Regions from separate parts of the Homo sapiens genome. Here region 1 is linked to region 2. Evidence: read pairs that join two places in POLR2A ChIA-PET (ENCODE). Cell type or tissue: OCI-LY7. All regions are shown on one strand. Links, peaks and the distances in the headings refer to the core of each region. The heading gives the core; the rest is flanking DNA.

Region 1 (2,820 bases), core at 147-2,646, 290 kb before region 2:
GGAAGGGCTGGGAGTTGGGGAGTGGAGAGTAGAATGGGGGCACCATGGGCTGGGATGGGCTGGTCGTTGGGGAGTGGAGAGTGGAATGGGATCACCGGGGGCTGGGATGGGCTGGTTGCTGGGAAGTGAAGAGTGGGATGGTGGCTCATGGGCTGGGGTTGGCTGGTTGTTGGGAAGTGGAGAGTGGGATGGTGGTTCACGGGCTGGGATGGACTGGTTGTTGGGGAGTGGAGAGTGGAATGGGGGTACCATGGGCTGGCATGGGCTGGGAGTTGGGAAGTGGATAGTAGGATGGTGGCTCACGGGCTGGGGCGGGCTGGTTGTTGGAAAGTAGAGAGTGGGATGGGGGCACCACGGGCTGGGGTGGGCTGGAAGTTGGGAAGATGTCGATCAAAGATACAAAATTTCAGTTAGATGGGAAGAATAAGTTCAAGAGATCTGTTGTACAACATGGTGACTGTAGTTAATAATATATTGTATTCTTGAAAAATGTTGCCAGGTGAGGTGGCTCATGCCTGTAATCCTAGAACTTTGGGAGGCTGAGGCAGGCAGATCACAAGGTCAGGAGTTCAAGACCAGCCTGGCCAATATGGTGAAACCCTGTCTCTACTAAAAATATAAAAAAATTTGCCAGGCATGGTGGCGCGTGCCTGTAGTTCTAGCTACTCAAGAGGCTGAGGCAGGAGAATTGCTTGAACCCGGGAGGCAGAGGTTGCAGTGAGCCCAGATCGCGCCACTGCACTCCAGCCTGAGTGACAGGGCGATACTCTGTCTCAAAAAAAAAAAAAAAAAGAAAAAGAAAAATGTTGAGTGGATGTAAAGCGTTCCTACCACGAAAATGGTAACTATGTGAGGTAATGTATATGTTAATTAGCTAGATGTACTCACTCTACAATGTAGTATATATACTTCAAAACATCACATTGTACACAGTAAATACATACAATTTTACCTCTCAATTTACAAAGCAAGTGAAAAAAAAAAAAAAGAAAGTATGAAAAGAGCCATTTCAATAGAATAGTTGAAATAAAAGCCTAGACAGAGTAAATTCAAGGGATACCAGCAAATGGGGAATACAAGAAAAGAGAAAAACAGGCTTGTGGTTTCGGTCAAGAAAGGCGTTTTTGTTTTGTTTTGTTTGGGGTGGGAGAAATGATGGCATGTTTAAATGCCAATGGGAAGGACAGAGAAATGGATGGTGTGGGGAAAAACCAAGAACTTGAGTGGACCAAGGGCACAGAGCAGCCTTCCAGAGGAACAAGGAGATTTCTGGCAGAGTGTGTACATCACAGAAGGCAGACATGATATGCAGACACAGGCTGGCTGGTACCTCTAAGTTCTCCTGATTGCTTGTGTTGATTTCTTCAATGAAACAGGAAGCAGCCTCACTAGCTCAGAGTGAGGGGCAGGGCTTAAGCCTTTTGGGTTTGAAGACAGAGGGAGATCTGAAATAGCCTTAGGGAAATGCAAAGCTACAAGGCAAGGATGATCTAACATCAGTGGTCACCAACTCAAATAAATAGCAGGGTCTTCCCTCCCTCTTTCCCCATCCCACTCACCTGGAGTGGGCACAAAAGTGGATTTCATCAGGCTTGCATAAATAGGTTTAATAAGATGGGGCTGGTGAGTATTTAAGAGTACATGCAGGAGCGTGAGGGCGAGTATAATGATGGGCTTGGAATTTTAGTTGGGTAAGGAAGAAAGGGATGACAGGAGGGGCATAAGAAACAGTTAAACAAAAAAAAAAAAAAAAAAGAGGTTTGATTCACTGTTTCATTTAGTTTGAAGAACTGAGCCAGCATTTTAGATATTTTGATCAATAGAGACATTGAGAGCACCTAGTCTGCCACCGGAATGGGTAATTCCTTACATTGTATAATGGGTAACGTGGAATCCTTTACACAACATTTAAGAATATTATATATGCATTACATGTTTATGTAGATAATTTAGAAAATACAAATAAAGCAAAAGAAAAGAAATCTTTACTTTCTTACCAGTTTTTACTATGTATTTGTATTTTATTTACAAATTTATAACATTTCCAGACTTTGGGGTAACTTACCTTTTCTAACAACTCTGTGAGCATGTTATTTAAAGTGGTCTTCTATACTTTCATTTCTATAATTACTGTTGTGTGGTCATTGATCCCATGGATTCTATGCCTGCTCGTGGTTTTGAGCTGTTCATCCCACACATCTGTAGCAGCCTCGTTTGCACCTGTGGAGTCCATGGCTCCCACAGACCCAGGCACAAGCCTCTGACTCTCTCACAAGCCTTCTAATGGAGAAGTGCCTGAGCATTTACTTAAGAGAAACACAAATGTGTTATAGGCAGCTTTCTGTCCTTTCCTACCTCTTTCCATTACATTCAGGGAATCATACTCATGTTTGAAATTTTATACATAGGGAACTCACTTTACATATGAATTTCAGGAAAATTAAGGACATATATAACACATGTAGTGACAAAATTTCAACGGAGTAGTTAGTTGTCACAAGGACACAGAAATGCATTTAAACAGTGGCTATAGGGTAGGAATGCTAGATTATCCTGCAATGTGTAAGAGTGACTGATGGAAAAGATCACCATGCCACAGCCGACACTACTTTCAAAAGTGCCAAAGTTTGGGTATATTTAAAAACAAAGCAAAAAAAAAAAAAAAAAAAAACTAATTATTTAGCTGAGTCTAGAACCCAACTCCATTTTGCAAGGAAGAACAAGGTGTTCTTAAAATCATCTTATGACATAATAAATTTTCCAGAAACAAAACCATCACGTATATTGAGGGAAGATTATACTTTGTTTTGCTCAGAACTT
Region 2 (2,820 bases), core at 249-2,748:
TTTGCAGTTTGTGGACTATCTTAGAAACCAGAATGATGCATAGTACAGCTCTACCACTGGTTAGGGATTTACAAGTAATCTTTCTCTAGCACAGCCAGTCATTTTCTGCTTCTAAGAGCCAGCATGTCCCTAACATCTTCTGTACCAAAGATCCCATGCTGTTACTCATCGCAGAATGTGAGACTGATGACTTCCCTTTCAGCTCTCCACCCTCCTCCCAGCTCTGGTTGATACTCTTCAATTACTGCAAAGGATGCCTCTCTTCTCTACTAAAATCTGAGTATCTTGAGGGCAAGGATCATCTATTACTCACAGATATCCATGATGGTTCTAGATTCAGCAATCTGCACAGAGTGGCACTGAATTCCTAGTCATTAAACACACACAGGACAAATAGCAGCTAGATACCGAAATCTGAGTGAACTGGATAGGATCTGGGCATCCTGTCTTGCTTATCACACTCCACCTTCCTGCTCGGAGTCCAGCCCAGGTACCTGGGCTTATGCTGGTGCCCTAGGCTGGCCTCCCTCTTCTTTGCCACCTCCAAGCCCCCTGTTTAGCCATCTCTCCCACTATTCTCTCACCATTCTGGACTGATCAGAGTCCCCAGGTGTGTGCCACCATGCCTGGCTAATTAAATTTTTTTTTTAAATTTTTTATTTTATTTTTTTTGGAGACAGGGTTTTACTATGTTGCCCAAACTGGTCTTGAACTCCTGGGCTCAAGCGATCCTTATACAGAACTTATAACTGGCCCAGCCTTGTTCTATGTACTTCACATAAATCAGTTCATTGAATCCTCACAACCTAATGGCATAGATATTACTGGCTTTTTATAGATGGAAAAACTGAAGATCAGACTGGCTAATGTCTTGTCCAAAGTCACACACAACCAGTAAGTGGCAAAGCTGGGACGGAAACCCAGTCCGGCTCCAGGTCTGTGCGTTGATTCACTCCTGCCATGGGCAAGGAGGGCATAGATGCTAAACTCTGAAAGCTCAACCAAAGTCAAGATTCACTGAAAATTTGCTGAGTGTCAAGGAGGGTGCTAAGTATTTTACATACATTTGTTACTTTTTCTGTATTTCAAATTTCTCATTTTGCAAAATTTAAGACACACAAAAGTTGCAATAATAGTATAAAATATTCCTGTGTATTCTTCACAGACTTACCAAATGCTAACATTTTACTACACTTCTCTCTCATTCTCTCTTTCTCTCTCCATATGTATATATGTTGTGTGTGTGTTACATACACACACAACATATATATATGAAACATTTGAGAATAAGTTGCAGACATGATGCTCCTTTACCTCTAAATACTTCAGTGTGTATTTCCTAAAACAAGGTCATTTTTTTCCATGACCAGTACAATAACCCAAATCAGAAAACTAACATTGATACAAGAGTATTTGCTGTGCTAAAGATCTCAGAGTTTTCCAGTTGCCCCACTAATGTCTCTTTTTGATCCGTGATTGAATCCAAGATCACACCTTGTATCTAGTTGTCATGCATCTTTAGCCTCCTTTAATTTGCAACAGTTCCTTGTTCTTTTTTTGTTTTTTTTTTTTTGAGACAGAGTCTTGCTCTGTTGCCCAGGCTACAGTGCAGCAGCATGATCTTGGCTCACTGCAACTTCCACCTTTTGGGTTCAAGTGATTCTCATGCCTTAGTCTCCCAAGTAGCTGGGACTACAGGTGTGAGCCACCATGACCAGCTAGTTTTTGTATTTTAGTAGAGACGGTGTTTTGCCAAGTTGCCCAGGCCAGTCTCAAACTCCTGGCCTCAAGTGATCCACCTGCCTTGGCCTCCCAAAGTGCTGGGATTACAGGCGTGAGCTGCAGCACCTGGCCTGTTTCTCATTCTTTGTCTTTCATGACTGTATTAGTTTTCTATTGCTGCTGTAACAATTTACCATAAAATTAGTGTCTTTAACAACAAAAGTTTATTACCTTACAGTTGTGTCGGTCAGAAGTCCAAGATGGTATCCCTGGGCTTAAAAAAAAAAGGTGTGGGGAGGGCAGAATTCCCTTCTGGAGGCTCTAGGGGGTGGGGAATCTGTTTCCTTGCCTTTTCCAGCTTCTAGATGTCACCTGCATTCCTTGACGTGTGGCCCATTTCTCCATCTGCAGAGCTATCAATGGCTAGTTGAGTTCCTCTCATGTTGTTACGTCTGTCTGACCTCTGACCACCGCTGGGAAAGCCCCTTTAAGGCCTCATGTGATTAGATTGGGTCTGCCTAGCTCATCCAGGGTAATCAGTACATCTATAAGAATGCTTTTGCCATGCATGCTAACTTCTCCACAAGTTCCAGGTACTATTGGGGTCATTATTCTCTCTGCTGCTGTAACTTTGACATTTTTGAAGAAGACAGGCGAGTTATGTTGTGCACTCTTTCTTGATCTGAGTTTATCTTGTGTTTCCACATGCTTCGATTCAGGGATGCTGTTATGGTTTGGCTGTGTCCCCACCCAAAGCTCCTCTTGAATTGTAGCTCCCCCACTGTCCACATGTTGTGGGAGGGACCCAGTGGGAGGTAATTGAATCATGGGGGTGGGTCTTTCCTGTGCTGTTCTCATGATAGTGAATAAGTCTTATGAGATCTGATGATTCTATAAGGTGGAGTTTCACTGCACAAGTTCTCTTCCCTTGTCTGCCACCATGTGAGATGTACCTTTCACCTTTTGCCGTGATTGTGAGGCCTCCCCAGCCATGTGGAACTGTGAGTACATTAAACCTCTTTCTTTTGTAAATTGCCCAGTCTTGGCTATGTCTTTATCAGCAGTGTGAAAATGGACTAATCCAGATGCAATGTTGGC

What was found. ChIA-PET counts read pairs that join two places held together with the same protein. Peaks named below come from ENCODE experiments on the same cell type or tissue, not always from the same donor. Only the 100,000 strongest peaks of a DNase experiment are listed, where the experiment ranks them.
Region 1: POLR2A ChIA-PET joins it to region 2 with 6 read pairs; 2 of 35 experiments call an interaction of 5 or more read pairs at or near these places.

The regions. Positions count from the first base shown.
Region 1 is chr6:156,911,190-156,914,009 of GRCh38, reverse strand. All of the region lies in intron 3 of ARID1B (AT-rich interaction domain 1B), which reads right to left. Among named protein-coding and RNA genes, the nearest start is that of MIR4466, 130 kb to the right of the region's middle. RefSeq lists an enhancer at 12-512. In OCI-LY7, for the core only: no CTCF peak of the experiment used is centred there; a DNase peak (open chromatin) is centred at 1,379.
Region 2 is chr6:156,619,889-156,622,708 of GRCh38, reverse strand. No RefSeq gene overlaps it. Among named protein-coding and RNA genes, the nearest start is that of ARID1B, 160 kb to the left of the region's middle. In OCI-LY7, for the core only: no CTCF peak of the experiment used is centred there; no DNase peak of the experiment used is centred there.